Linked DNA regions of Homo sapiens: regions 2, 3, 4, 5 and 6 are each linked to region 1. The links are chromatin loops, found by intact Hi-C in ENCODE. Cell type or tissue: heart right ventricle. All regions are shown on one strand.

Evidence for each region. A loop is a pair of places that touch in the nucleus more often than their neighbours do. Peaks named below come from ENCODE experiments on the same cell type or tissue, not always from the same donor. Only the 100,000 strongest peaks of a DNase experiment are listed, where the experiment ranks them.
Region 2: it touches region 1 in a loop (4-fold over the local background); 25 of 110 quality-filtered maps call a loop at or near these places.
Region 3: it touches region 1 in a loop (4-fold over the local background); 34 of 110 quality-filtered maps call a loop at or near these places.
Region 4: a loop joins it to region 1, with 3 times the contacts of the local background. A loop is called at or near these places in 82 of 110 quality-filtered maps.
Region 5: it touches region 1 in a loop (7-fold over the local background); 29 of 110 quality-filtered maps call a loop at or near these places.
Region 6: a loop joins it to region 1, with 11 times the contacts of the local background. A loop is called at or near these places in 81 of 110 quality-filtered maps.

The regions. Positions count from the first base shown.
Region 1 is chr7:150,448,800-150,453,799 of GRCh38, forward strand. GIMAP8 (GTPase, IMAP family member 8) reads left to right here and starts at 1,831. Exons shown (of 5, transcript NM_175571.4): 1 at 1,831-2,376. In heart right ventricle, CTCF peaks have their summits at 70 (motif pointing right), 270 and 2,835; DNase peaks (open chromatin) are centred at 62, 2,012, 2,822 and 3,528; H3K4me3 peaks cover 4,816 bases; H3K27ac peaks cover 5,000 bases.
Region 2 is chr7:150,565,214-150,570,213 of GRCh38, forward strand. It overlaps GIMAP4 (GTPase, IMAP family member 4), which reads left to right and starts at 2,177. Exons shown (of 3, transcript NM_018326.3): 1 at 2,177-2,224; 2 at 4,675-4,746. The coding sequence starts at 4,689. In heart right ventricle, no CTCF peak of the experiment used is centred here; no DNase peak of the experiment used is centred here; H3K4me3 peaks cover 3,475 bases; H3K27ac peaks cover 3,963 bases.
Region 3 is chr7:150,736,567-150,741,566 of GRCh38, forward strand. GIMAP1-GIMAP5 (GIMAP1-GIMAP5 readthrough) reads left to right here. Exons shown (of 5, transcript NM_001303630.2): 3 at 939-1,142; 4 at 4,313-4,361. It overlaps GIMAP5 (GTPase, IMAP family member 5), which reads left to right and starts at 852. Exons shown (of 3, transcript NM_018384.5): 1 at 852-1,142; 2 at 4,313-4,361. The coding sequence starts at 4,319. RefSeq lists an enhancer at 849-928. In heart right ventricle, a CTCF peak has its summit at 2,627; DNase peaks (open chromatin) are centred at 925 and 3,715; H3K4me3 peaks cover 4,539 bases; H3K27ac peaks cover 5,000 bases.
Region 4 is chr7:150,744,556-150,749,555 of GRCh38, forward strand. It overlaps the pseudogene GIMAP3P. Among named protein-coding and RNA genes, the nearest start is that of GIMAP5, 9.6 kb to the left of the region's middle. In heart right ventricle, no CTCF peak of the experiment used is centred here; no DNase peak of the experiment used is centred here; H3K27ac peaks cover 1,543 bases.
Region 5 is chr7:150,516,872-150,521,871 of GRCh38, forward strand. It overlaps GIMAP7 (GTPase, IMAP family member 7), which reads left to right. Exons shown (of 2, transcript NM_153236.4): 2 at 3,063-4,202. The coding sequence starts at 3,104. The coding sequence ends at 4,006. Among named protein-coding and RNA genes, the nearest start is that of GIMAP7, 4.5 kb to the left of the region's middle. In heart right ventricle, no CTCF peak of the experiment used is centred here; no DNase peak of the experiment used is centred here; H3K4me3 peaks cover 4,807 bases; H3K27ac peaks cover 4,710 bases.
Region 6 is chr7:150,751,651-150,756,650 of GRCh38, forward strand. No RefSeq gene overlaps it. Among named protein-coding and RNA genes, the nearest start is that of GIMAP5, 17 kb to the left of the region's middle. RefSeq lists silencers at 3,944-3,993, 4,034-4,093. In heart right ventricle, a CTCF peak has its summit at 2,707; a DNase peak (open chromatin) is centred at 4,040; H3K4me3 peaks cover 523 bases; H3K27ac peaks cover 5,000 bases.

The DNA of each region.
Region 1 (5,000 bases):
GCTGAGTCAGGGCTCTCGGCCCGCTGGGGAGCATTTTGCTGCACTTGTCATTAGCCACAAAGCCACTAGGGGGCAGGGAGCCCCCATCCTGCCTCAGATCGGTGCCAAACCAGAACCCGGCAGCCTGCCTTCTGCACGGAAATCAATTCTCTAGGAGCTGATTTGCTGAAAGATCATTTTGCAAAATGGTCAACTCAGCAAATAATCGACTTGCTGAATCTTTGAGGAGTTATTTGCAGCTTCAGTTTTACTTAGAGCAATCCCTGGATGCTTAATATTTCATTTAAGAATGAGTGAGCCTTTTCTTCTCTATTTTGGGGAAACAGTTTCTTGCTGAGCCTCTGCCTCTGTTAGTACCCCAGCGGGGATGAACTGCAGTACCTGGCTTCGGGTTTTTGTCTTTTCATTATAATGAGTTGGTTTTATGTGCGTTGACCTACTGTAAAGGAAGGGTGGGGTTCTTCCAAAATAGATCCTCTTTCAATGAGGAGACAGGTAGAGTGGGACATGGGAAGGGCTTTGTCAGCTTTCCCCATCAAGATGTGTCCTGTGTGTCCCCAAAGCTCTTCTTGAGCCATCCCAGCATAACCAGGGTTTCCCTCAGGTTCATAACAAGGTAGAGCAGTCCTCAAGGCTGGCGCATGAAGACCAGTCCAGGGGGAGGGTGGATCCCTCGGGATGTGATAGGCTGACAGCAGCTCCCCAAAGCCTGTGGTTTTGACTACTGTAGAGACTTCATATCTGAAGCATGCCCCTCTACTTCAGCCACCCCCACTGCTCCTCCTTCTGCGGGGTCCCTTTGGAAAGCTTAGCACCACCTCAGACATTTGGAAAACTAACTTGAGCTCCAGTCCCTCGAGGCCCTAGCCTCTGCATCCTGTGAAGAGGGCCCTGCTGTGCAGAGCGCAGAGGGTCCCGCACTCACTTGGATGAACCTCTAGGGCATTCTGCTCAGTCTCAGGAGGGCAGACACTGTGGGACTCCACTCACATGAGTATCTGACGTTGCCAAAAATCATAGAAACAGGCCGGGTGTGGTGGCTCACACCTGTAATCCCAGCGCTTTGGGAGGCTGAGGCAGGTGGATCACTTGAGGTCAGGAGTTCAAGACCAGCCTGGCCAACATGGTGAAACCCCGTTTCTACTAAAAATACAAATATTAGCCGTGTGTGGTGGCGGGAACCTGTAATCCCAGCTACTCGGGAGGCTGGGGCAGGAGAATTGCTTGAACTCGGGAGGTGGAGGTTGCAGTGAGCCGAGATCACACCATTGCACTCCAGCCTGGGCGACAGAGCAAGACTCTGTCTCAAAAAAAAAAAAAAAATCATAGAAACGGAAAGTAGAACGGTGGTTACCCGGGCTGGGGTTCGGGGAGGTGAGTTGGGGTGTAATGGGGAGAGTTTGGGTGCTGCAGGATGAAAAGTCCTGCAGATCTGGCACACAACCATGTGAATGTACTTTCTACTGTGGGCTATACACTTAGAAATGGTTAGGATGGTACTATTAATGTTACATCATTTTTACCCTAGTAAACATTTTTTAAGAAGTCTTCCTCCGTGTTTGACTTCCTTATGAAGTAGAGACCAGGTAGTTTGGACACTATGTTCTTTCACAAAAGGGATTTCATTTTGTGAAATATTTGAAAGCATCGAAGTCTAGCATTTCACGTTTTGCAAGCTGGGGAAAAGCATTCATTCCCTGAGAAGCAGCGTTGGTCTGTCAGGCTTGGAGTTCCCCGGGTTGTGGGTTTTAGGGAAGGGAAGGGAAGCGAGGAAGGACTTGTGAGAGGAAGTCCTAAAGGCCACTTAAGGGCACACAGAGGCCCGGAGCTGGCTTTGCTCAGAGCTTGTAGCGGCGCCACAATCTCTGTCCTCTCAGGAACAGGAACTGGCTTGACGTCCTTTTCCTGCCCTATCCAAGCCCCTGTTCTTGCAGCCCTTCTGAAGCTCAGCCTGGCACCGGCCCCGGCGCCCCAGCCCCTGGCCAAGCCTCTGCTGTCATTTCTCCTCCCTCCTCTCAGTCTGCAGCTGCGGGACGGGCCGGGCTCCTCAGTTTCTGCTGTGTTGTGACCCCACGAGGCGCTCAGCACCCAGGGAAGGCGCGTGTGTCCCCGATGCTGGCTCCTCCCTGAGCCCCGACGGCTCTCGAGGTTCTGAGCCTGTGGCCTGCACAGGGAACTTCCTCTCCGACTGCATTTATGCCTCTGTGGATGTGAAGGCTATTTCTAGAAATCTCTTCCTTTGCAGAAACACCCGAAACCCTCCTGCCAGGAAGACCAGGGCCTGGGAAGAGGGTCGCTCTCCGGCCATTCTCCCCTCACCCTCCTCACCTTCCTCACATCCTGTGCCCTGGGGGACCAGCAGCTGCTTCCACCCAGGTGAGAGATGGAGGGATAGAGCCAGGTGGATTGCGGAGCCTCGGAGACTGTGGGACGCCGTGGGACCCCATGGGACACGACCGCAGTGCATGTGTGACATGTGCACTCGTGTGTAGATGTGTGTGCACTGGTGCATGGCTGTGGGGGAGGATGGGCTTGGCACCGGGAAGGCAGCCTGCTCAGCCATGGGAGAGGAGGCTGGGTTGAATGGCAGGGTTGAATGGCAGAGTTGAATGGCAGGGGCCCTGGGAAGCTTTCCTCCTGGTCCAAAGCGTGTCTCCCCAGCCTGCTGGGGAGTAGATTCGGCAGGATGGGGACAGAGGCATATTCCCAGACATCTATGAGAGTGGCTGTCCTAAAAGAAGGCGTGTCGGGGAGTGGGTGTGAGCCCTGAAGAGGAGGAGGGCTGAGACTGGCAGAAGGGAGGAAGAAGCAGGCGGAAGCAGCCGGTCAGATGCCCCATGAAGCTAGATGGTGCCGCAGAGCAGCCCCCAGGAGGAAGCCAGCGGAGCTCCTCCCGCAAAGCAGGGGGTGGGGGATGCTGATTTTTCCACGTCTGCTTTTCTGATCTTTCCTGCCCCTTGCACAGTTAGGATTCTGTGAACTGGGCATTGGAGGGATTGGAGGGGTCAAGACCTTACCAAAAGCAATATTTCTGATTTCACCTACATTTCAGCCAACCTGGTCCTCAGCAGTTAACCTCTTCCCTTCCTCTTGATGGTTGCCCTGCTGGGCTGGGTCTAAGGTCTTCCCCACGCTGGGCTCTGGAGGCATCTCCAACCACCCTGCTCTGTAAGTGGGAACTGCGATTAGATGTGGGATGAATCCCCGCATGGCTGGATGCTGTGCTCAGATGCCTGAGTCCACGTTTGCCTTGGGCTGTTTCCTGAGAAGGAGGCAGAGGCTGCCTTTACAGTCTTCAGTGAATTATAGGAAGAACGCTCTCTTTTTCTCTCAGTTGCTCTGCTGGGGTCTCCAGAGTGGCCTGGGAAATTGAGCAGAGGGAAATGTGGGCTGGCAGAGCGTGAGTGAGGGTGAGTTTGGGTACCTTTTTGTCCTTAAGTGCACTTTCTACATGTTGGGGTGAAGTGCTACTGGCTGGGAAGCTGTATGTGTGGTAGGAGTGTGCATGTGCGTGTGTGTATGTGGGTGTGTGTGTGTAGGTCCTGACATCATGTGGAGCTGCAGGCAGGAGTCCAGCCAAGACTCATTGGTTTGGTCATACTCTGCTGGGGAACCATGCAAGGCTGTGTCGCTTAATTGGGAAAGAAATTTCTTTCTTCTTCAGACCTGTGGGAGGCCTCTGCTTCCTTCAGCTTGCTGTTTTCTCACTAGTGTCTTTTTTTCTTAAATTAATTTACAGAGACATCTCACTTCACTTGCATATATATGTGTGTGTGTATGTATATATGTATATATATGTATATATGTATGTATATATGTATATATGTGTATATATGTATATATATGTGTGTATATGTGTGTGTGTGTGTGTGTGAGATATATATATATATATATATATATATATATATATACATGCGAGTGGAACTACAGGCACCCACCACCATGCCTGGCTAATTTTTGTACTTTTAATAAAGACGGGGATTTCATCATGTTGACCAGGCTGGTCTCAAACTCCTGATCTCGAGGGATCTACCTGCCTTGGCCTCTGAAAGTGTTGGGGTTACAGGCGTGAGCCACTGCGCCCGGCCTCCCTCTCAGTTCTAAAAACCGTTTTTCTTCTTTTCTTCACATTTCTGTCTCTCCTGTGATCGTTCATTCCTTTACCTCCACGTATTGGGCATATACTACATGCCAGGCACAATGTTAGGGCCTGGGGACACAGAACAAAACAGGCATGTTTGGAGTTTCAGCACATGCTGTTATGGAGCTTTGTACCAAGGGTAGTACAGAGAACATTTAGACATTTAAAAATAAAATTAATAAATAATTATAAAATATAAATAATATCAGATAGAATCAATGTTATGAAGAAAATTGAGGAGAGAGAGGAGATAGGGCATTAGTGTGAGAGCTTCTCTCCATAGGGTGTATCTGGGTGAAAGATGCTCTTAGAAGATCCCCGGTGCTGATTAGGTTTGAACCCACCGGAAATATTTTTCCCCTGGTGGACCGGTTCTGAGGTTCTGAGGTGTCTGAAGCTGCGGTGGGCTCTGCCCCGTGCCGTGCAGCCATCCAGATGATTCCAGAGAGAGGCCTCTGCCAAGGCCCTTGTGGGCTTTGCCTCGCCCTTTTCGAAAGTGGGCCCTGCCACTGCCTTTACTACCTCCCTGGGTCATTCCCTGCAGTGCAGCCTCTCCCCTGAGTGCCACAGACCCCATTTTTTGAAAAGGTATGAACCACCAAATTGCTGCACAGAAAAAGGGCTTTCCCACTCTTCACTTTCTTCGGCGTATCTGCTGCATTTTGCTTGTTCTTCAAGTCAATAACCATCAACTCAGAAACAAGTATTTATCAGATACTTTCTTTATGTTGTAGATACAGTGGTGAGAAAAACAGAGCAAGTCCTTATTCTCATGGAACTCACCTGTAGTGGTGGCAGACTAAAAAGCACTAAGCAACTAAATGCAGATGTGAAGGGTGACAGTAGTGGGTGTTGGGTA
Region 2 (5,000 bases), 120 kb after region 1:
AGTGTGACTGAGCATGTCCAGGCTGCTCCTCTGGTATGACAGTCACCAGAAACTGCCAAGCATCCAAGTCCCCACTTTCTCGTGCCTGATGAATGGAAGCCTGAATTGTCCCATATTTAACGTTGGGAGGAGCCTGAAGCATCTCTTTGGAATAATTAACAGGTGGACAAGTCTGAATTTTTAACCGTAATTAACTGGTGGCTGAGTCTGATTTTTACCATAGTTAACGGCAGGTTGTGCAATAACAGGTGCCGCAAACGGCATCTCAGGCTCCCATGCCTGCAGTTCACAAGGCTTAGGTGGGGGTGGCCATTCCGGAGCTTCCCCTGAGGGTGCAGTAGGTTGAACTGTCTCTTTCATATGTTTTTGGAGGTTAGCATACATAACCTCCTGATTCTCCCCCTTTTTTAACTGGAGCTAGATGTTGAGGTGATCAGGCCCAACCCCTTTAATGCCTGCATGATCTCGTTCCCATTCCTGATATTAATAACTTGTATACTGTATGTTTTGCCCCTTTTCTTGATTTATGTAGATAGAGGCTTATCAATTTTATTAATTATTTCCAAAGAATTCATGTTTGATTTTATTGGTTTTCTCTATTTTTTTTTTCTGTTTCAAGATTTCTTCCCTTTAGTATTTCCTTCATCCTCCTTACTTTAGGTTCAATTTGCTGTTCCTTTTCTAAATTTTTAATGTGGTATCACAAATTATTGTTTTCATTTCTGGATCTTTAATGTAGACATTTTTGTCTACACATTGCTTTATTGTTAAAGCATTAGATGAAACGTGGTGCTCACTGCAAATGTAGTCCCTAACAGAGAACTTTCCTACTGCAGTGATCCCTGTAACCTGAATAAAGATTCCCTAAGTAATGATCCAGTGCTTTAATAGTACTAAAAATAAATACTATATTTTGCATCAATTTCTGTAATTAAATAGAATAATATATACCTTCTAGCCAGGTTTAGGCTTCAGAAACAAAATATAATCCTAGTCTTTTAAGGTATCTCAGTTCAGAATCGCGGAGATGCTTTCTCATGCTGCCTGTTCTTTTGGACTTGCCTTCGTTTGCCTGTCAAACCAAGGGACCAAGTGGTCTTTGTTATTTAAGTCATGTTGCTCTGGAATGTAAATTATCCTTACTGTTGGTGCAAGATGTATTCCATTGCCTTGTTCTGCTTTTTAGTGTAGCCATCCTGTGCTTGTATACCCAGGGCCAATCACATTCTATCCTCAAAGAAATGTATGTCTTTCTCTTACAGTTCTCTTTAGAATTATTAGCAATTTTATAATTACTAAAGTGCTATGTAATTCTAAATAAGGTCTCAGCTGTGGGGTATAATGGTAAATTGAGACCCCTTTTACAATGGAAAAATAACTGGTTATAACGGTGAGCTGGGACCCCATTACAATACTCTCAAAGTTTCCATTTTAGTGGTAAGTAGTGTCAGATGTCAGTGTTTAGAATATTTCAGTGGTTCCAGGACCATCTCAGGAGGTGAATTTTGGGCCCATCCTAGTCAGTCCAGTGAAAGTCATTTACTCTCTTTTGCTTCTAGCAGATGACTCATGGACATACCCTGGAAATAAGGACACACTGTGGACTCAGAGGACATACCTGAGGTACTGGGAGAAAGGGGTATGGGGGCTTAGCTGGGAGGCCTGTTGTGCTGAGCAGGGGTTCAGGGGCTCAAGGGTCTTTCAGAATAACTGATAACTCTCTAGTTTTGGCCCAGAAGTTTCTTCCAGAATGTCACAGCATGACCCATGTTTTTTGTCTCACTGCAGAGCCTTTGCAAGGTTCAGTATGGTAGCCACCAGGCATACCAAGCTGAATATTCCTTCTTTCCTTCTGGGGAAAATGCCTGGTGCAAGTTGTTCTGCCTGACTTTGCCTTTTAGAATTCTGACAATGGAGTAGCTATTTAACTTTAAATAAATTGAAACAAAATAAAATTTAAAATTCAGAACTGCAATCACACTCGTCACATTTCAAGCGCTCAGTAGTCACGTGTGGCTAAGGGTCACCATCTTGGACAGCACAGAACAACCCCATCCCTGCAGAAAGTTCTATTAGAGCTGCTGGATGATCAGGTGGGCAGGTCCCTTGCACAAGTAAATCTGGACAGCTCCTCCCCTCACTTCCTCTCTTCTCCTGTTTCTCAACATCCTGGCTTAGTATTGTGTGCAAAATCAGAGAGGGGTGCAAGATCCTGATTTTTCAGGTAAGGGAATAGGGGTGTGTGTGGTGGGGGTCGGGACGAATGTGCGATTTTGGTGAGGAGGGACCTGTATCTTAAATCGTCTGGTAAACATGTTTTCAGACTATATTCTCGCTGGTTCCCGTTTCCTGGCTTTGCTAATTTTAGGCTGTGATCTGTTTTCAAGGCTGAGCCCTACAAATCAATGCCTCTTCCAGAGATTGCTGCTCAGAGGATACTTGTTTTACAAATAAATGTTTCCTCTCGCTGGTTGTGGAATTTATATAGAAACTTTGATTCTTCCAGGGATAAAGTTGGGTGAGCGGACAGAATTAGCTCTGGGGGAGCTGGTGGGAAGAGGAACATTGGGATGTGTAAGGGGCACAGCTCCATATGTGGCCCCACAAAGACTGCACCCAGGTCAGGATTGGAGGCTCTGCAGTCTGAGGTCTTGTTACAGGGTTAACTGTCTGCTCGGAGCTGCCCGTTAGGGAAACTGTCTCCTCAGGGACAGTCCTGGGTTTACTGGGCATTGAGCTCCCCTTTAGCGGGTAGGAGGAGGGAGATGCCACCTGGTGTGACTCTCTACAGTTCAGGAGAAGCTGGATGCTGATGGGTGCTTGTTCCTTAGGCAGAGAGAGGAGAATTCAGCCACCTGAAGTCAGCACCTACAGAAGCACAGTCTCCTGGCTTTGCCTCTGAATTATTAACAGCAGAGCAGCATTAAAGAGCCCACACACTAGAAGGAGGATATGAAGAAACACCCAGAGAATGTCACAAAAACCCAGAATGTCACAGTATTGTTTTCTTCTTGCTGGTGTCCTATCCTCTCTCCTAACACCAGCCACCAAAGCTGATTTTTAAAAAATGCCATGATTTCTCTTGTTTACAAGAAGCTGTTTCCTATACCCTATTCTTGAAGGATAAAGAAATAGTCATTCAAAAGAAATATCTGGCTTTTCACAGTGTTTCATATTTGTTGGCTTCCTATGAGGTGACTCTGTCTTTAACAACTACCATTTTCTGCCTGTTTTGTTCAAAGTCTGCTCCAATAAGAGTTCTTCAAATATCTTTCTCCATTGCAAAATGTTTGTAGGTAGCAATGAAATAAAACATTTAAAATTAATACCATGTTTCTATAACACTACATATTAATTAATAAAGGAATGGATTGTCATTTTCACAGATCAGATGTGGGCTGGACATAATGATCAATCAAAGGCAAGAAGCAGGGAGATTATCCATTTATTTATTTAACAATGATCGATAACCATTCTTTGCCCAGTATTGTGCTTGTCCCCAGGGAATAATGAGAAATACAAGACATATGTGGTCTTCTCATCACAAAGCTTGTAGTATAAGAGGAGACAGTAAAAAAATCAAGCAATTAACTTCCTAAAGTAATACATATTCTGTAAGAAGCCTCTGGGGTGCAGTGGATCATAACAGAGGGTGTTGCTGGTAGACAGTGGTGTTGGGGAAGACTCTCTGGAGAGCCGAGGCCTGCGGGTTGAGCAGGAACAAGCTGGGCACTAGGTTGGAGGGTGAGTGCTCCAAAGAGAAGGAATGATAACTGCAAAGGCCTTGAAGGTGGAAGGAGCCTAGATTTCCAGAACATTGAGGGTAGTGTGGCTCACACATAGGAGAGAGGAGAGAGCTGATCACACAGGGCCTATGGGCCATTCTGAGGACTTCAGTTATTTTGAAACCAATAGTAAGCCACTAGGAAATTTAAACAAGAAAAAATATCAAATTTTAGTTTTAAAAGAACATCTGATTGTAGAGTAGAAAAGGGATTGAAGGGGAGATGATCAATTAGAAGCCTGTTAAGTTGTATACAATTGACAGTGGGTTGTATTAGCACAAAGATGGAGAGAAATGGGTAATTTCGAGTTTTTTGGAAGTGGAATCAATAGGATTTGGTGATGGGCTGATGAGAGAGAGAGGATAAAAGAGTTGTAGATGACCCCAAAGTTCTGCAGGAGCCACGGGGCTAGATGTTGGTGCCATCTGCTGAGCGGGGAGCCAGGAAGGCAGACAGGATGTGGAGGTCAGGGCTTAATTTCGGCCAGGTTCTGTTTGAGATGCCCATGAAATAGCCAAATGGAGTGAGATACAAAAGTTTGGAACTTTTATAAGCTGAGGGAGATATAAAAGTTTGGAACTCTGAGGAGGGTGTAGGCTACAGACCTCATATAAACACATCCAAGCCACGAATCTCTAGATAGAGGGGGGAAGGGGCCAGAACCCCTGTGAGGAAGCACTGGAAGCATTTATGTTTGTGTAAAGAAAAAGGAACAATCTGAAAATGAAACTGAAAATGGAGGGTTGAGGAGACTTTTGGGAAATGGAGCAGGAGAAATCAATGTAGCAAGCTCATGGCAAAAAGAAAGTTGTTGTTGACTACAGGCAGTCAGGGATTCTAGTTGCTTCCATTTCCCTAAAATGACATGGTTATGTTTCTTGATCTACAGGAGTTCAAGCGACAATGGCAGCCCAATACGGCAGTATGAGCTTCAACCCCAGCACACCAGGGGCCAGTTATGGTGAGAGGGCATTCAGTGCTCCCCAGACCAGGCTGCAGGGAGGTTAGCAGGTGGGGGTGGGGGATTTGGGGGGGAATAGGGGTGGGGTTCTCCTGCCTTGCCACCCAGTCCCCATTTGAGCAGGAGAAAAATATTTCCAACCTCTTTTCTCATTTTCTCCTCATTTGACCTGCTCTTTCATCTTTCTTGACCCTCTGCACTTTCTGCCCATGGTGTGGCTAAGCAGCTAAGCAGAAGAGAGATTAAATATCCTC
Region 3 (5,000 bases), 290 kb after region 1:
TCAATAATAAAATTGTTTTCTTTCTCTTCTGCCTCTGTGGAGAGGTTTTCTGGGCTAGCAGGAGATTGTTTAAAATTGTTTTCCCATCAAGTCTTAGACAATTGTTACCATATGACTGTAAGCCCCACTTCAAATGTCAACAGAAAAGGATATGGGGATTCTCTGGGCCATGACGGCCCTCCGCCTAAGTCCCACTGTGTTCTCCATCGCATAATTGCCTTATGTCCACTGCCCTAACCTTAAATGGCAATCAGGTTTATGTCCACTGCCCTAACCTTAAATGGCAATCAGGTTTATGTCCACTGCTCTAGCCTTAAATGGCAATCAATTCAAAAATAGAGGTTCTATCACCCTGCTTTCAACCCTTACCAGATAAACTGACACGTAGACTCCACAATGTCCCCACAGGGTGGGCTCCATCACGTGCCAGACAGCTTACCAGGGTCAGTCACGAGCCCAGAGTCAAACCCTGCAAGGGCTTGTTCTGGTCCTCTTTGGACCAGAGTGCCTTTCTGATCCTGGTTAGCAGAAACTTTCCAGAAGCAGAGCCTGTGAGAAGGGGCCCAAGAGTGCTGGGAGGAGAAGGTGCCCCGGTGATGGGTGCTGAGGGCAGCAGCTGCTGCCCAGAACTTTCCAGTCACTAGGGACCTTTTCTGAACTTGGAAGTGGGAGAGTCTGTAATTCCCTTCATATCTCCTTCTTCCAAATACTGCTTGCTTGAAACAGTCAAAAAAAAAAAAAAAAGGAAATGGGATGGGGCACACTGTCCCAGGGCAGGCTCATGACAGGAAGTGACCCGTTAAGGAAGCAGCACATCGCTGCATTCGGCTGGTTTTCAGGGTCTTGTTCCCAATCAGTTTCCAGCCAACACCAGGGTGTCCTAGTCCGCAGAGGTGTGGGGGACACACTCCATAATCTCTACTTTTCTTTTTGTGCAGCTGAGTCATGGAGCTTTCAGCCCCAGCACATGGCTCCTCCTTAACTGCGTCTGCTCAACCTCCCTCAGCCCTGTGAACAGCATCCCCGCACACAGACGCAGAGCAGGACTCTCTCTGCTGCCACTTCACCTTCCTGAGAGAGGACCAGCGGCCAGAGCCTCAGTGACTGCCACCCTGGAGGACAGGGCACAACAACCGTTTCTGGTAAGGAGAACTGGGTTTATGCTCACAGAGACTTTGGGAATTGAAAGGATCACAGTTTGGTCACAGCTGTTCATTTCTGACATGACCTTGCACAGATCCCCTCACTTCTGGGTTCGCTGGTCAGTAAAACGGGGCAATGGTGATGAGTGTTGCGGGCATCAGCAGGTGCACAGCTGGTGGAGCACAGCCTGAAGAATCTGTGCCTGCACTCACAGCCCAGTCCCAGGACAGCGGGCTTTGCTGCCCCATTGCCCATTACTTAGCCAAGTCGATCTCCATGAAACTCTCAGGGAGTAAGGCTGAACTGATCCTCTCATCAGTGGGACAGATGGGAGAACTGAAGCTCCCAGAGGGTGATAGGCTTTCCCCCATCTCCCCTAGCATGCCGGGGCATTCTTCTCAATTTTACCCTCCTAATTTCTCCTGTCCCAGACCAGCCAGACACGTACCATGTCTCAGACAAGCCTGGGAGCTGAGGATGGATTCTTAGGGCTCCCCAGGGCAAATGTGGGATATTTTCCCACCCCAGGAGCCTCATGTTCCAAACAAGACCCCTGAGTGGACCTTGTCTTGTGACTTTCAACTTCTGAAAACTACCCCATGCTCCCCCAGATGCCCCACATTTTTCCTATGACACCCTGCCGGACGCACACCAAACCGCAAAACACATGATTCCAATACCTGGAAATACATGGGCTGGGGCAGATGGGTGAAGGAGATACTTATGAACAAGGAAGACAAGAAGTGGTTTGATCTTTTCTAAAATAGTATGGAAGAGGCTGCTTTCTTGTAATTTGCTAAAATAAGCTCTTCTCATGGTAAAATCAGGTTCATGCAATTTTCAAATCGGAATGTGCATTTTGTTCATTTGCTTCACCCTTTTCCCTGAGCCAGACCCTCCCACCAGCTTGCCAGAGGCTGCTACTGTCTTGCTTGCACACTGCCTTCCAATCTCTCATGAACTTTGGTCTCTTTTGTGGGACGATTAGTAAAATTTTTCCTTTGGAGAAGACGCCTGTCTTCATTCTCAATTCCTCCACTTTTGTCTGCCCTGTAGACCAACACGTATCACATTCCTTCAAGCCTACGGTGTGTCCACCACGCTCTATTCAGTTCTTTTATAATCTTCTCCATGACTCATTTTAGCATTGCCATCAGTATCCTTTCTGACTCACCTGTGAACACTTTGTTATTTGTGAATATCTGCCAAAAAATGTATTCCTCAATGCAGCCTGATCCACTCAGAAAGCTTGGATTGGGAGAGCTATTGTTGCTGGTCATTGGCTAACATAACATAGTTTGACTGGCTTTTGTGACAGGCAATTGGCTGTTTTAAAAGAAAAGACCTCAATTCAGAGAAACTCCTGCCACCAGCAATTTTATTTTTGAATAACCTTTTATAAGAAATGCACTCAAGATTTTGCAATAAAATTCTGTGTGTTGGTTTTAGGGTAGGCTTCTAGCTGTCCAATTAATTTGTCTCCTGACCAGGGAGTGGCAGCATTGTACACATGTTCCAAGAGGTTTGTTGACTTTTTTGGAAAAGTCTCTTTTTCCACCTGTGGAATCAAGGACAATACACAGCAAAAGGAGCCATTTCCTGATGCTAGCTCCATTGTAAATATGTGACCTTTGGCAGGTCATTTAATGCTCAGTTTCCTTGCATTTTAATAGAAATTTTAAGATCAGTTTTGATCACATCACAGGGAATTTGAGAGAGCAATTAAAATAAGAAGGATGAAATAACTTTGAAAATTATAAATGTATTCACAGAGGCTTATTACAATTATGATGTTCATAATCAATATCATTACCACTGTCATCTTGACCCTTACCACATCATTATGTTGATTCCAAACCTCAGAAAACGTCATCTAAAGTAGAGAGGATGTCAGGGAACTGGTGCTATTTTAGCAAAAGCCAGAAGCATAATTTACCAGAGACGAGAACAGGGTGTGGGAGAGAGGAAAATGTTCTTCTCTGGGCTTAAGAAAAAGAAAGAAAGGAGAGAGGGGAGGGTAAAGAGGAAAGGAGGAAGAAAAGAAAGAAGGGAAAGGGAGGGAGGCAGGAAGCTGTCTTAATACATTCTGATAATATAAAAATAGATTTCTTGACCTAAAGAAGGCCAAGAAAATCCACTGAATGAATAGAAAAATGTGGAAAAGATAGAAATCACAGAAGTTATTAAAAATTGAAGTTTATAAATTACCAAAATAGCAAATAAACCATGAAAACTGTTTTTAATTTAATGATAATCAGTAAAATGTAAGTTTAAGCCAATTAAGACATCCTTATTTATGCCCATAAGGATGACAGGAAATTAAAAGTGTAATATTACTAAGTGCCTGTGAAGATTTGGGGACTTCTTATAAATGGGTGGTGCAAATAGGAGTTAACTCAACTCCCTGGGAGTCATATTTGGCAATAACCAGTCACGTGGAAAATGTACATCCCCAATACTGTTGCACAATGCTGGAAACCCGGAGCAGGCAATGAGTTGTTCTTGAATTCGGCCTGAAGTTGATTCTTTCTCTTCAATCACCTCACTACCTCCTCTCCACCAACCGTCAGGGTGGGAAAGCGGTCATACCGGTCCCCCTATACCATTTCCTCTCACGTCAGTTCTTCGTGTCCCTGATCCCCACTTCCATCCTCCCACTGGACAGTACCTTGTAATTTCCTCTCCGCCGCTGGAATGTCCATTTGACACAAAGACTTTCTGGGACTGGAAGTTTCCACTACTTCAAATAAACCAATCTTATTTACAGCAAGGCAATTTTTTTTTCTCTATTCTGGTAAGTTTGTTACTTTAATTTCAATTTTTTTAATGCCTACTCTTTGTTCCATAGAAGAATGCTTTCTCCATTTCATGCCTTTCTGGTTGGGGGAGATAATCAACTGATTTGCTTCAAAATATTTCCTGATTTTCTGTAAGTTGAGGGGAGGGAAGTAATCGTGCACTATTTTAGCATAACCTAACATCTAACATCACCTGCTTTGTTTAAAGTTATTTACAGATGTTTCAAAGTAAAGTATGAGTTAGAAAATTAGGGATGGAAATGGCTCATTTGAGAATGATTATTCTTAGATGTCTGAATTGAGGTGCCCTCAGGCTCTACCAGCTCCCAAACGTACATCTGCTTTTTATCCTTTTCCTGTTTTTATTCCAGGAGAGAATGGGAGGATTCCAGAGGGGCAAATATGGAACTATGGCTGAAGGTAAGAAAGTCTTGAAGTTCTCAAGAGCCCCAGACACTTGGGAGAATCACAATTCTCTCCCCATCTACCCCCATCTAAAACACAGTGGCAGAAACCCATTCATTTTAAATGAAGAAGATAAAGGCAACTATCATCACGTGTGTGTTATCAAACCATCACACACACACACAGACACACACACACACCATAGTGTGATGCTCTCCCTGCATCAGGTATGTGGGAAATGTGGAAAGGAAACCAAGTCATAGGTTGAAGGGTCTGGAAGCAAATGGTGAATATGTTTTCTCTTTCTTTGTCTGCTGACAGCTCAAAAAGAAAAGGTCCCCATAGGGATTTAGTCATTGTGCTTGCTACAAAACACCACAGAATAACTTAAGAAAACGAAGAACCAACCCAGAGTGGGAGAAATAAAATAATAGATTTTTAAGAGCCTAAAATGCACTTCGAATTCATTTGGGCTCTAGAAATCCACAGGTTCTCCCCTCTTCGTGCCTGAAGATTTTCGCTCCTGCCACAGTGTCACCCTCTCCAACACCACTTCTGCTATAATTTTGTGTGCTTCAATCAGCCACATAGATGAGCTTTTCAACACACATGCTTCTATTGAGCTTATCTTCCACCTTTTTGAGCCATCCACCC
Region 4 (5,000 bases), 300 kb after region 1:
GCTGGAGTGCAGGTGCTGATTTCCTCCGAATGTTATCCCTGTCCCCAGGCTTATACTTATACAACCCAGCTGCCACCTGATTTTCCCAAGACACACCAACCTGCTCAGAAGCCTCCAGGGAGGATTCCAGAAGGCACCCTTGAATCCTAAGAATGAGGCCCAGACCCCCCCTCCCCACCCAGCCCCAGTCCCCTGTGCACCCCTCCTCCCATGTGCTGACTCCCATCCCCTTCCTTAATCACGTGTCCCTCAGCCTCCAGTGACTTCCCCAAGAGGCAAGGATGTTCCCAGTCAGCTTAGCATCACCCTGTCTAGGAAGCTGCTGCAGAGCCTGCCGTGGTCTCCTTCTTGCTGACATTGCTTCCAAAAGAAACCTTCTCCTACAGCCCCACTTTTATGTGCTTTCATCCCTCCACCCCACTACCCCTCCTGGGGAGCAGAAGCCTGTTATTTTTTATCTTACACTCCTGGTGCCAGGCATTGACCCTGACCCTCAGTACTCACATCATAAATGTCTGTGAAGCTGGACTGAATTAAGTAAGTCAAGCTCAGTTGGAGCAGTTTGGGAACAATGAATTGAGGAGGTGGTCCTCAGTCTGAGAACTCAGGGTTCCCAGGGTTTGGGGAGCTGGCACACAACATACTCCCTGCACATGTTTGGAATCAGTTCTGTGCCAGACGATGCAGGAGTCAGTGCCATGGAGCCAGACGTGGAGCTTCATTGCCAGCAGCAGTGCTGGAGGATGCTGCTAAGGGGCATCACAGCTGAGCACCTCAGACTCACCCCAGAGTAGTCACTTGCCCATCCAGCCATGGCCTGTCCGGGATGGCTGCAGGTCTCCCTTACCGAACACAAAGAAGAAGGTGTGGTGGAGGGACCCAGGGACTTCCTCTTCATCTGATTACCTGTTTCCACTGAATTCCCGATCTGCCCATACTTGAGCCCCATGTCTGCCTTCTTCTCTTTGCTGCTTGAGATGGGGAACACCACCCTTTCCTCAAATTCCCATGGACATCACACGTCACTGTCCTGGATGGTACTGAGTTTCGGGTTAGAGATATCGCATTGCAGTTCAGCCCAGCCAACAATGGGAAATCAGTGAAACAAATGACAGCCCTCGGCCCAAATCTGGCCCACCACCTGTTTTGTACAGCTGTGAGCTAAGAAGGGTGTTTACATTTCCAAATGGTTGAAAAAATCAGAAGAAAAATAACATTTCATCTTCACACATGAAAACTGCATGAAATTCAGAATTCAGTGCTCATGAAGTTCTAGGGGACACAGCCTTGCACACCACTTACAATCTTATCCATAGTGGCCTTTGTCTATGCGGCAAAGGTGAGATAAGTAGCTGGGACATCTACCATATAGTCTGCTGAGCCCAGGTTTTCTGCTCTCTGGTCTTAAAACTCCTACTCCAGGACATCCCAGGTCCTGCATTTCCCAGCTGCTCTCCTTGCTTTCCCCAAGGCAGGCCCCAGCCGGCCACGGCAACCCCTTGCTCTCTTTCCTTCAAGTCCAGCCCCTTCTCCTCCAGCCTTCTCCATACCTACAGGGTCCCCTGCTTGGTTCAGCAGATGGATCTCACCATCCTTGCTCTCTGAGGTGGGGGCAGGGCATCACCTTTTCAGCCTGCAAATAAATCTGAGCATATCTATGAATAAAGTAAGGAATTCTGCCAGCAGCTTTTCACATAGCACATTTCTCCCCTGGACATCAGGAATGCAGAAAGCAGGGCCCAGGGTGAGACATTCTCAGAGCATCGTAGCCAAGCACCTTTCTTCCTGCAAGCCCCCAAATATTCCATAGCTGTACCCAGCCAGTTTATGATTTACACTCACAACTTAAAAAAAAAATAAAAAAGAACTCGTTTTTCGTTCTTTTTTTCTTTTTTTTTCTTTTTCTTTTTTTTTTTTTTTTTTTGAGACAGAATCTCTGTTGCCCAGGCTGGAGTGCAGTGGCTCGATCTCGGCTCACTACAAACTCCACCTCATGGTTCAACTGATTTTCCAGCTAATTTTTGTATTTTTAGTAGAGACAGGGTTTCACCATGTTGGCCAGGTTGGTCTTGAACTCCTGACCTCAAGTGATCCACCCACTTTGGCCTCCCAAAGTGCTAGGATTACAGGAGTGAGCCACCACACCCAGCCAATATTTTATTTATCTAAAAGCACTGGATGGAAAATTGATGATATGTCTGATGCAAGGAAGATAAATTGGGAGTGAAATTCTGTAAAAAGCAAGCAAAGTGCTGTACACACATAAACAGAGATGGCAACTCTGGGAAAGAAAAAAGGCAGGCTGTAGAAATCACCTAAAATGCTCAGTGTCCACAAGTGATACAAAAGTTCATTAAAATGGTAAGAACAATCAAACCACATGTAATAAAAAGGCAGACATGACAACCTAAGAAAGCATCTAGTGTTTGACGCTGAGGAGCACCTTGCATGGCCAGTTACTCTCATCCTCCCTCAGCTCTCACCTCTGCTTCTCCACCTACTGTTCCACCTTGGCCAGGTACTGCCTGTAGTCTTCTTGGCAGGCCCCAGCCCTGCCTCTCTGGAGCAGCTGGGCATCCAGGAAGAGGTTATTGCTGTAGAAGGAGCCCTCTCGCTCCCTCCCCAGCCTCTCGATCGCAGCCAGGAGCTCTGCCTGCTGCTGCCTCTGCTCCTCCCCGGCAGCCCGGTTGTTGAAGGCACAGTACCTTCTCTCACATTCCTGCACCAGGTCCTTCAGGCTGAGGTTGTCCATGTTTGCTACATAGTCATCCAGGGCCTGGCTCCCTAAGTCCCCTTTGTGGGTGAAGAGGATGACCACATGTCTCATGACCCTGCCCCAAAAACCTCCTTCACCTTCCTGATGGCCACTGTGTCCTGAGCAGTGAAACGCCCAGCTGGATCACCAGAAGCAGCACATGGGGCCCGAGGGCAGAGAGCAGGTAGCAGTCCCCGATGTTCTTGTACAGCTCTTGAGTCTGGACCTTGGACTCAAAGATGGAGAGCGTGTCGACCACCAGGACTTTCCTCCCATTCCATGTTCCTGTCTCCACCTGGCATGTCCTGGTTACTGACTGGGCCCCCAGCTTGCACTCAAACACAGGCTGGCCAAGGATGCTGTTCCCTGTGGTGCTTTTCCCACAGCCTGTTTTGCCCACCAGGAGGATCAGCAGCAGCAGTGATCCTGGAGCCAACCTGCCTTCTCCTCAGCCTGTGAGAGCGGGTGAAGAGTGAGGGTATAAAAACTGCATTCTGAGGAGGAGGTGCCAAAAGACAGAAGGCAAAGGCATCCAGAGGCACTGGCACCCTGGGTCAGTGAGGACCCCATAGCCCCGCTCCCATCACCTGACCCCAAGTACAGAGAATAGAGGGACTCACACAGTGTTTGTGGGATTACCCAGCTGGCCAGAGCTCCAGGGCTCTTTCCCTTTGGGACTGCTGAGCTCTGCCCCTTTCTGGCCTTCCCTCGATGCACTTCCCACCCTGAGGGCCTGGGCTGGGGCTGGCAGGAGGCCGTTTCCTCGGCCACTGCAAGGTCTGTCTCATGTTTTCTTCCTCTCCCATCCCTGGCTCATCTCGATTTTTCACGATCACAGAGTTTTATTTGGAAAATCTTGTCCTCACTGAAAAGAAGATGGCAGCTAACAGCTTAATATGCTGTATTTCTGGGGGGGAAATGTGTTTTCCTTGTCGTAGGTGAATATAGTCTTGTGCCTTTCACTGCCAGGTGGGAAGTTTGCCCCCGAGTTCTGATTCTACAACCCTTGATCTTTGTAAGAACTTCACCAAGTGCAGTTCCCTTGCCTGTGCAGAAGGTACCTTCTCCACCCATTCGAAGCCCTTCTATTTTGTCCTAGAGGGGAAACCATACATGGATTGTTCACACTGGAGGCGGATGTGATATCCAACACAAAGCATCACATTTTACAGATGAGGAAATTGGGGCAAGAAAAGAAAACCCTGCTGAGGTCACACATTACTTAAGGGATGAGCTGAGACTAACACCAGGTCTGCTGACTTCAGATATTCTCAGCAGTAGCCTGGACTTCCTGCTGAAGAACATACAGACAGCCCCAAAATGCACCACATGCTTGCATTTCCCAGCACCTGTATTTAACATACAGACAGCTCCAAAATGCACCACATGCCTACGTTTCCCAGCACCTATTTAACATACAGGCAGCTCCAAAATGCACCACATGCCTGCGTTTCCCAGCACCTGTATTTAGCTAATGGGAGGCAGTGAATGGAAGGCAGGGAAGGCTGATGGATGCTGTCCACTCAGATCAAGAAAGTCAGCAGTTATTTCCAACTGAACATCTGGCTGTCATGGGTTCTTGTCCACTTTTAGGGTCTCAGGGCTGGTACCCAAACTAAAGTGTGCCCGGCAAAGCATCCACTTTCAATAAACTCACAAAAGAAATTCTCCCCTACGTTTCCATGGTGATGGTGGTACAAAGGGTGACCAACCATCCTGGTTGGCCCAGGTCTGAGAGGATTCCCTGATTGAAGGACTTTCAGTGCTGAACTGGGAAAGTCCCAGACACACCAGGATGGGTTGTTTACCCCAAGAGTAGGAGATTGTCATGGGTCCAGGTTAGGGGTGGGGAGTAGGGGCGTGTACATCCAGTAATTGGAGAGAAGAACTGATTTGTCGGGCTCAGATCAATGCCTTATGCTGCAGAGGAGGATGGGTGCTTCCCTATTCCTACCTCAAACAGACTCGGACCTCGCTACCCCAGGGGCACTTCTCATCAAGCCCCCTCACCTCCTTGCATTGTTCCCTCCATACCTTTCCTTCTACCTCCTACGTCCAGTGCTCGGGTAGAAAATCCACCCAGGCCCCACAGAAGAATAACTTCTCAGGCTTCGCTACTATGAAAAACCCATACAACCCATTCCAGAGCAACATGAGGACCTTGCTGTGTGCAAAGTTTCAGTGAGTTGCCTTGTAACAGGCTCAAGGCATTAATGCTAAAAAGTGAGTCTCTAATTGCAGAATT
Region 5 (5,000 bases), 68 kb after region 1:
GGAATACTTCATAGATGCTATCCTAAACTTCTATTAGAAGGCACATATGTTTGAATGCCTCTCTTTTTGTGATGTTAGCAGATGTTAATGATTGTCTAGAATGAATTTGTTTCATTAAAAGTTACCAAAAGATGATATTCTATCATTCTTTATTTATTTATTAGATGGAATAGTCATACACAAAGGAACTTTCATTCAGTGATTCTTTCATTTTTGTGAGATATAGTTAAAAGATGAGATGTATGAAAGACAAAATAAATGCTTCTTTCCCTTTAGTTGTCAATGTTCAGAATGATGAGTCACTTTCTTAGCATACTCCAAAGGGAGCAATTAACTTCTTTCAGGAAGATGGTGTTGTTATCAACTACTGGATTTCAATATATTTGGTATATTTTAATCCATTGGAATAATCTTTATTAATGATGCTCAAATTATTCCATCTTTGTCCAGTTGGAACCTCTTTAAGGTAGCTTCCAAGCCCTTCTGATAAAACTAAGTAATTTTTTATAGCATCCCTACTTTCTAGTATGAAAGATGTTGTAGGCTAAACTTGTATGTTTACTGGCCCAGACCTGGAATCAGTACTTTTTCCTAGTAGTCCTAATTTCTTTTGTGGGAAATACCATTTGAAGATCACAATCTGGGCATTAAGTGCACTCACTGCTACTTGGCTGACCATGGTTTATGCCTTTTAGATGGACTTCAAAACAGTACACACACACACACATACACACACACACACAGTGAAATTATTAATACTACATTTTCAAGCCTTTCAGGACAAATCTTTGTGTGGTTCATCCTTGACACAAGATACAGTTAGGTTTATTTGTTCCGTTTCTTTTAACTTTTACTGGTGTTTTAAAATATAATTTTTATTGTATAATTATGTAAACTATTTAAATGTTCTCAAGATCAAATTTGCAAAAACAAAGGATATTCAAAGAAGTCTAATGACCATTTTCTGTTCCTGTCCCTTGTACCTTGTTTCTCTCATCTTCATATAAATAATTCTTTTGTTTAGTTTTCAAATGGTTCTGCCATTGCTTTTTCACATGCACATAAAAATTATTTATATATATAAAACTAATATTCCTTCTTCTTATATAAATGATAGTAAACTATACATTATTTTCTTCACTTGGCTTTTTTTCACTTAGCAGTATATCACAGAGATCTCTTCATACTGGTATATAGATATATTTCTCATTCCTTTTTGCAGTTGGATTGTACTTTTCTGTATGAATATTCCTTAGTTTATTCAACTGGTCCCCACTGATGGGCATCATTCCTTTCTGTATTTTTGTCAGTGCAGCTCTGGGATAAATCCTAAAATCGGGATTGATAATCAAAGAGTAAATGCATGTGTAATTTTTCAAGGTATTGCCACCTTCTCCTCTATAGGTGTTAGGTTGTTTTCCCCTTCACACTAGTCATGCAAGAAATTATCTGTTTTCCCCATACCTTTACCACCAGATTATGCTGGGAAATGGATTTTTGCCATACCTATAGTAGAGAAATAGTGATCTCTGAGAATTTTTTATTTTTTCTATGTTTTTAATTATTTTTCTCTATTGTGAATGAACTTGGATATCTTTTTATGTATTCAAGGATAATTTATATATTTTTTTCTTTGGCCGTGGGTTCATATCTTGCCCGATTTTCTATCAAGTCATTGGTCTTTTGTTTCTTTACTTTTAGCTATTCTTCATACAGTAGGAAAAGTAGCCCTCTTTGAGATAAATCGGAAAAAATGTTTTCCTAGTTTGATATTTGTGTTTTAATTTGCCTATGGTGTTGTATGCCTTACATAATTTTTTGGATTTTTGTGTAATCAAACTTATCAGTCTTTTCCTTATACTATTTTAAATCTTAGTTATTAACATCCTCCCCACTCCCAGGTTACAAAAAATTTACCCGTGTTTCTCTTATTATTTATATGGGATAGTTTTTGCATTCAAATTTCTGATCTATTTGGAATTTGTATGATATGAGGAATTGGAGGCAATTTTATCTTTAAAATTGCATCCAATTATATGGTGGTATAGTTATTTCAGTGTTGCTAATAAAAGTGTCCATCATCTTTCCCATTGGTATGAGGTGTTGCTTCACAGAATGTAAGTTAATGTAATTGAATGGAATATAAATGAACATAAAATGAGCAATGGCCTATTTGTGAATTCTCTGTTTCTGTTTCATGGCCTGTCTCTATTCACTCACCAATATCACACTGCTTTAATTATAGAGATTATAATATTTAATTGTCTGGTAGAGCTAGTCTTCCCCTGTTCTTCTTTTCCTTGATTGTCTAGGCTAACTTGCATTTTCCTTCATCTGAATGAACTTTATAATCAACTATTTTAGTTCCAGAAAAAAAGATGACAAAATTGAAAAAATTATATTTGTATAAAATCATGTTAAAGAAATAGATATTTTTTCTGTTCTACAAACTACCGTAAACATGAATCAGTGTTAAATTTGGCCAAATATCTTTCCTGCATCTAGCTAATTTTCTTCTTAACCTATTAACGGGATGTGTTGTAACAATCAACATTCTCATATTGACCCACCATAGTATTTCTGAAATAAATCACACTTAATCACAGTCTATTATTTATTAGTGTCTAATAATTTATTTAGGATTTGTATATTAGTATTCACAAATGAGACACATCTTTAGTTTTCTTTATTGATGAAATATTTGTCAGCCTTTGGAATCAATATACTTGCTTCATAGAAAAAAAAAGTAACTTTTTCCTTCTTTTTATATGGCCAGGAGCAGTTTTAGGTAGCTTTGAGATCATCAGATCTTAAAAGGTTTAATAGAATTCACCTGTGAAACCATCTATACCTGGTACTACTTTGTGGGGAAACTCTTTAACTGCTTTCTCTATTATTTCTTCCATATTAATCGGACTATTTCATTTCTGTCTTTACTGTGATTAATATGGATAATAGGATATTACAAATTTTCAGGAAGAAAGAGAAAGCAGAAAAGAAGGTTGGGAATGGATCTCACTTACTAAAACTGGCTTTTTTTCCCCTATCTTCCCCTCCTTAAGGTCTTGTACGTGCCTAAGTTCTAGAGCCTCCTGACGTGAGCATGGCTGAGAGTGAGGACCGCTCCCTGAGGATCGTTCTGGTAGGGAAAACTGGAAGTGGGAAAAGTGCAACAGCGAACACCATCCTTGGAGAGGAAATCTTTGATTCTAGAATTGCTGCCCAAGCTGTTACCAAGAACTGTCAAAAAGCATCCCGGGAATGGCAGGGGAGAGACCTTCTTGTTGTAGACACTCCAGGGCTCTTTGACACCAAGGAGAGCCTGGACACCACCTGCAAGGAAATCAGCCGCTGCATCATCTCCTCCTGCCCAGGGCCCCATGCTATTGTCCTAGTTCTGCTGCTGGGCCGCTACACAGAGGAGGAGCAGAAAACCGTTGCATTGATCAAGGCTGTCTTTGGGAAGTCAGCCATGAAGCACATGGTCATCTTGTTCACTCGCAAAGAAGAGTTGGAGGGCCAGAGCTTCCATGACTTCATAGCAGATGCGGATGTGGGCCTAAAAAGCATCGTCAAGGAGTGCGGGAACCGCTGCTGTGCCTTTAGCAACAGCAAGAAAACCAGTAAGGCAGAGAAGGAAAGTCAAGTGCAGGAGTTGGTGGAGCTGATAGAGAAAATGGTGCAGTGCAACGAAGGGGCTTACTTTTCTGATGACATATACAAGGACACAGAGGAAAGGCTGAAACAACGGGAAGAGGTTTTGAGGAAAATCTACACTGACCAATTAAATGAAGAAATTAAACTAGTAGAAGAGGATAAGCATAAATCAGAGGAAGAAAAGGAGAAAGAAATTAAATTACTAAAATTAAAATATGATGAAAAAATAAAAAATATAAGGGAAGAAGCTGAGAGAAATATATTTAAAGATGTTTTTAATAGGATTTGGAAGATGCTTTCAGAAATATGGCATAGGTTTTTGTCGAAATGTAAGTTTTATTCTTCCTAATTTACTGTGATTTGTTAATGGATGAATTGTATTTTGCAAAGATAGTTAGAGAAATACCTCCTTCCCCTTAGCTTTATTAAGGTATCATTGATAAATAAAAATAAAATATGTTTAATGTATATAATGTGATTTTTAAATATATATATATATATACACACATTGTGAAATAATGAAATAAAGGTAATTAACACATCTAGCACCTCTCGGTTACTATTTTCTTTGGTGTGGTGAGAACATTTAAGGTCTACTCTCTTAGCAAATTGCAAAAATGCAATACAGTATTATTAAGTATAGTCATCATGCTGTATGTTAGATCTCCAGAGGAGGTTATTCATCCTGCATAACTAAAGTTTTGTACCCTTTGACCAACATTTCCCCATTTCCCCCAACACCCAGTCCCTGGCAATCAACATTCTATTCTTTGCTTCTGTGCATTCTACTTTATCAAATTCCACATGTAAGTGAGATCAAGCAGTGCCTGTCTTTCTGTGCTTAGCTTACTTTACTTAGCATACTGTCCTCTGGGTTCATCGATATTGTTGCAAACGACAAGATTTACTTCTTTTTCAAGGTTGAATAATGTTCCTTTATTAATGGAATGTTAATAATGCACTGCATTTTCTTTATTCATTCATCTGTCCATGGACGCACTTGGGTTATTTCCATATCTTGGCTATTGTGAATAATGTTGCAGTGAGCCTGGGAGTGCAGATATTTCTATAATAATGCTCATTGCAGCATTATTCACAATGGATAAAAATATATTTCAGTGGAATATATATGTAGTCGTTTATAAGCCACCTAGTTTATGGTATTTTTATAGCAGCCCAAATGGACTAATACCTAAAGGAAATGAAATATATCTTTATCCACTGGAATATATATATATATATATTCAGTGGAATGTGTATATTCAGGGGTCTCTCTTCAGCCTCTTTTATGAGGGCATTAATTTCATTTCTGGAGCTTCTGCCCCCATGACCTAATCACTTCC
Region 6 (5,000 bases), 300 kb after region 1:
CAGTGATTACTTTAGCAGGGAAAATAAATTAATAAATAAATAATTTTGGAAACATTTTCATGTAAGTACTAAATGTCAAAACTCACTTTCTATGAGGTAACTATTTAGTAATTTCTTTGTAAGTGGCTCTGAGGATATTTTTAGCACCAGTACTGCCTCCTAGAATCTCTCTGTTCTTTAGCCAGGTCCCAAGGAAGCTAATCTAATCTGGTTGCAAAGTCTGTCCCACAGTACGCACAATTCAAATAAGAGTTATCCACCCACAGCTCTGGTGACACAACTCAAGCCTTGCTTTTACACCCAAGCAAGTGCTGATGTTTTGGATAGAAACCAAAGCACTTTCTGTCATCCTGCAATCCGTGAGAGGGCCCTTCAAACTGAGTGTGATGGTCATTCTTATGTGTCACTTAGCAAGGCCATAGTACCCAATGATCTAACCAAACACTAATCCAGGTGTTGCTGTGAGGGTATTTTGCAGATGTGGTTAATGTGAAGTAACAATTACCTTCCAGAACATAGAGGGAAATCATCCAGGCAGTTGAAAGTCTTAAGACAATAACCGATTTCCCAGAAAAGGAATTCCACCTCAAGACTGCAGTGTCTACTCCTGGCTGAGTGTCCAGCCTGCCCACCTGTACTACAGATTTTGGACATACCAGACCCCGAAATCACATGAGCCAATTTCTAGATATAAATCTCTTAATAGATATATATCTCTTAATAGATATATTCTGTTTCCCTGGAGAAACCTGGCCAATAGTCAAAACTGATTATTGCTACTGATACTCAGAGAAAGAGCAAACCTGAACATAAATCTCATCTTTTTGGCCAGGCGCAGTGGCTCATGCCTGTAATCCCAGCATTTTGGGAGGCCGAGGTGGGTGGATCACCTGAAGACAGGAGATCGAGACCAGCCTGGCCAACATGGTGAAACCCTTTCTCTACTAAAAATACAAAAATTACCCAGGTATGGTGGCGCATGCCTGTAATCCCAGCTACTCAGGAGGCTGAGGTGGGAGAATCGCTTGAACCCAGGAGGCGGAGTTTGCAGTGAGCCGAGATTGCACCACTGCACTCCAGCCTGGGTGACACAGTGAGACTCTGTCTCAAAAAAAAAAAAAAAAAAAAACTCATCTTTCCAAGGATGATTCTTTTCTTTTCAAGAATGATATTGGGGTGGACATTTTTTAAAGATGTGATTGCATGAGGGGGAAGGCAAATGGGAAAACCAACCATTTTTTCACTCCATCTTGCTGCAATGCTGATGGTTTAGAACTCAAGACTCTCTGTTTTCTCATGTGCTGCCCCTGGATTGTCTTGAACGGTGGTCTCCACAGGAGCCGGTAAGGAGGGGCTCCTGAGCATCAGAGGAAAACAGGTGGCACTGGTAGGTGCCTGGAAAGGTGTGTGAGGAGAAGATAAGGCGATGCTGAAAGAGCTGCAGAGGGGTAGGTGGACTTGGAAGCGGATATTCCTACACTGGGGGAGGCCAGGGACCTGGCAAACTTGGCGGTCTTGTAATACCATCTACCCCTTTTAACTACCAGGGAACTAAGATTTCCAGGGTTTCCTAAAGCAGCAGTGACATGAGGCCAAGTCTGCACCCGAGATTGAGGGGGTGAAAGGATATTAAAGGGAGAAGGCAGCTTTTTCAGGTGTTTCAGGGCAAACTGAGTGCCTGTAGGGCCTGAATCTGTGGCTGCCCCTGTGTGCTGAGAGGGATCAGCCCTCCGGGAAAACATGCAGCAAAGCTATTCACGTGCTGTGTTTGGCCAAGAGATTGGTGGCGGGCCATTTCCTCCGAGAAGGAGAACCTGAAATTGCTACTGTCTCGGAATCCAGCCTGAACAGAAAGAGAAGTGAAAAGGGTGCTTCTCAGAAACATCAGGATTGTTCTCATTTGCCTCAATTATTTTATTGAGGAGTTTTTCCTCTCCAGTCACAGTGCTATCCCTCTAGCCCAAACCACCACTACAGAGAACCCCACCCAAGTGCCACACCAGCCCTCTGGACAGCACTATCATCGCTCCCCTCCAAAAAAAAAAAAAAAAAGCCTATTCTGGGCTGGCCATCAACTCACCTCACTCATCTTATATCCATCAATCCTTCCATTAATTCATTTTAAAATGGTATTAAATGTCTCACACATGGAATATGGTTGGACCAGTTTAACCTGTCCAGGCACAGTGGCTAATGCCTGTAATCCCAGCACTTTAGGAGGGAGGCCGAGACTGGAGGATCACCTGAGCCCAGGAGTTCAAGACCAGCCCTGGCCACATGGTAAAACCCCATCTCTACCAAAAAAAAAAAAAAAAATTAGCCTGGCACAGTGGTTCATGCCTATAGTCTCAGCGACTAAGGAGGCTGATGTAGGAGGATCACTTGAACCCAGGAGGCCAAAGTTGCAGTGAGTCATGATTGTGTCACTGCACTCCAGCCTGGGTGACAGAGTGAGACCCTGTCTCAAAAAGAAAGAAAGAAAAAGAAAGGAAGGAAGGAAGGAAGGAGGGAAGGAAAGGAAGGAAGGAAGGAAGGAAGGAAGGAAGGAAGGAAGGAAGGAAGGAAGGAAGGAAGGAAGGGGAGCAGCTCATGCCTCAAACTGGGAGAGCATCATCTCTAAGCTAATGAGAGTAAAGAATGGTTCCCTCCACTATGAGGGACATGGTGGAGAAGGGGAAGGTGGAGACCCCCACTGGAAAAACTGTGAAATGCTCTGAAACTAGTGGTTGACCTTGGACAGATTATCTTACTCTCATTTGCCAAAAGTAGCAATAATATTCTCTCTACTTCCCTCACTGGAGTTTCCAAAAGATAAATGGCATGCTGATTAGAAAAACATAACGTGCAGTTGTGAGGATCTGCCAGTTAGAGGGTTATGAGTCAGGGTAACTGCCTAGTAATAAAGCCCTTGCCATCTATGACTTCATTCTTGTGGACAGTGGAGTTTTAACTACTTCTATATATATATATAAACCACACTAAGCCAAGAATTTACTAACAGGGAAAATTATTGGGGCAAAAGGTGAGGAGTATAGGGGAACTCTCAGTATTTTTCATTCCCATTTTTCTGTAACTCTAAAACTGCTTTGAAAAATATATACATAAACGTAACTGTATATATATACATACAGTTATATATATATTTATATATTATATATTTATATATATTATATATACATATATATATAATATATATATATATATATATATATATATAACTGCAGATCATCTTGAGTCCTATTCCTGAAATCTTTCTCCCCTCTTTAAGATGGAAACTACTTCCATCAAGTGGAGTGGTATAGTCAACAACAAAAGGCAATGGGAATAAAATGAGATTGAAATCAAAAGATGAATTTTCAGCCTGTCCTTCAAAGACTATCCCCTACCTTCTGTGGAAGACCAGGGTGGGGGAAGGATGTTCAGGTGATCTTTCCTTGCCCTGCAATTTGTGGGGAAGCCATATGTGTACCCACATAGAGGGTGCAGCAGCCACTATGTGCATATATGAAAATGCTCTTGCACAAACACAAGAAATGAGCTCATCAGTATCACCATAGGGGTACCATCTGAGCTCATTCTATTCCAGACTTTAGGTTCTTAAAAATATAATATCAGTCATATTTTCAGTTAGCACATATCTGGGACTTTAGGGTATATGATTTTTTCTCCTAATTCAGGAATAAAGAAACTGAGGTTTAGAAAGATCAAGTGTCTTGTCCACGCTGGCACAGACTGTTACTGGTAGAACTGGGGGGTCGGGGTGGGGGAGAGAAGAGAAAATGAAAGAAAACAAAACAAGCCTTGTTATCTGCCAGGTCCTGGAATTTCTTGCAAGGTCTACAGATGGCCTAGGAGCAACCCTCCCTCTCCTAGGCAGTCTCTCTCACTGTCTTATAGGCTCTTTATAAAAACACAAGAGCAATGAGACATGATGAACCTGGCCACAAATTTGGTCTGCTAGAGAGAGAGAGAGAGAGAGAGAGAGGGACCATATCCCTGGGGACAGGAAAATAACAATGTGTGTGGGTTTCCGTACAAAGCCGCCCTCAGAGGGTGACTCAAGGCCCTGAGAGACAGCCAGGGTAAGAAGCTGTTTGTAAAACAGCTCTGCTTCCTTTTTCCCACCACACCTCTGTGATGCTTTTGTGCAAAACAAACTTTTTACCAGAATTAGCAGGAGCACTGAGACCCGGAAAAGCCACTAAACATCTGAATATGGCTGCATCCCAGGGAAGGCCAACAGCTGCCTGTTACTGGCCCAGGCTGGACATATACACATCTCCCAGCCACCATCTGCAGTGCGCCATAAAGAGAGTTTCTTATTTTTGTTGTTTTTTTTTTTGAGAAATGGGGTCTCCCTATGTTGCCCAGGCTAGTCTTGAACTCCTGAGCTCAAGTGATACACCTGCTTCAGCCTCCCAAAGTGCTGGGATTATAGGCATGAGCCTGGCCAAGAGAGTTTCCTATATTGAATTCTAGATGGCAGTGAGGACTGAACCCAAGGGCACTCTCCAGGTTCCACTGCACAAGGAGCAGGCATCTTTCTTGAAACATTTTATGGCTCCCTCTTACTTCTGCCAAATGCCCTGCCCTCAGGTTACCTGTGCTCTGACCTGAGGGGGAGGCAAGGCTTAGGAGATTTCCCCACCCAGGAGGATTTCATTTCCGCAGGGACCAGGAAGACATCTGACCCCATTCATGATGTGATTTAGCCAAAGTGACAAGCCCTTGACAAGTTAACAAGGGGCTCGGGAGAAGGGAAGAGGGTGGCCCCGGTCATGCTGGGAGCCTCTGTGTTGTGGTGGTGGGTGCAGGGGGAGTGGGCAGAGCTCCTCTCTGGGGACTTTCTCAGGTGAATGAGGCAGAGCTTGATCAGTTACTTGCACATTTGCATTTAGATGGATTCAGTTTTTAAAGAAATTATAAGCCAGAGAGTGAGATACAGGTGACTCCTGATTCTTTGATTTAGTTTGGAGAGGAGGGCGGTTCTAACGCAGATA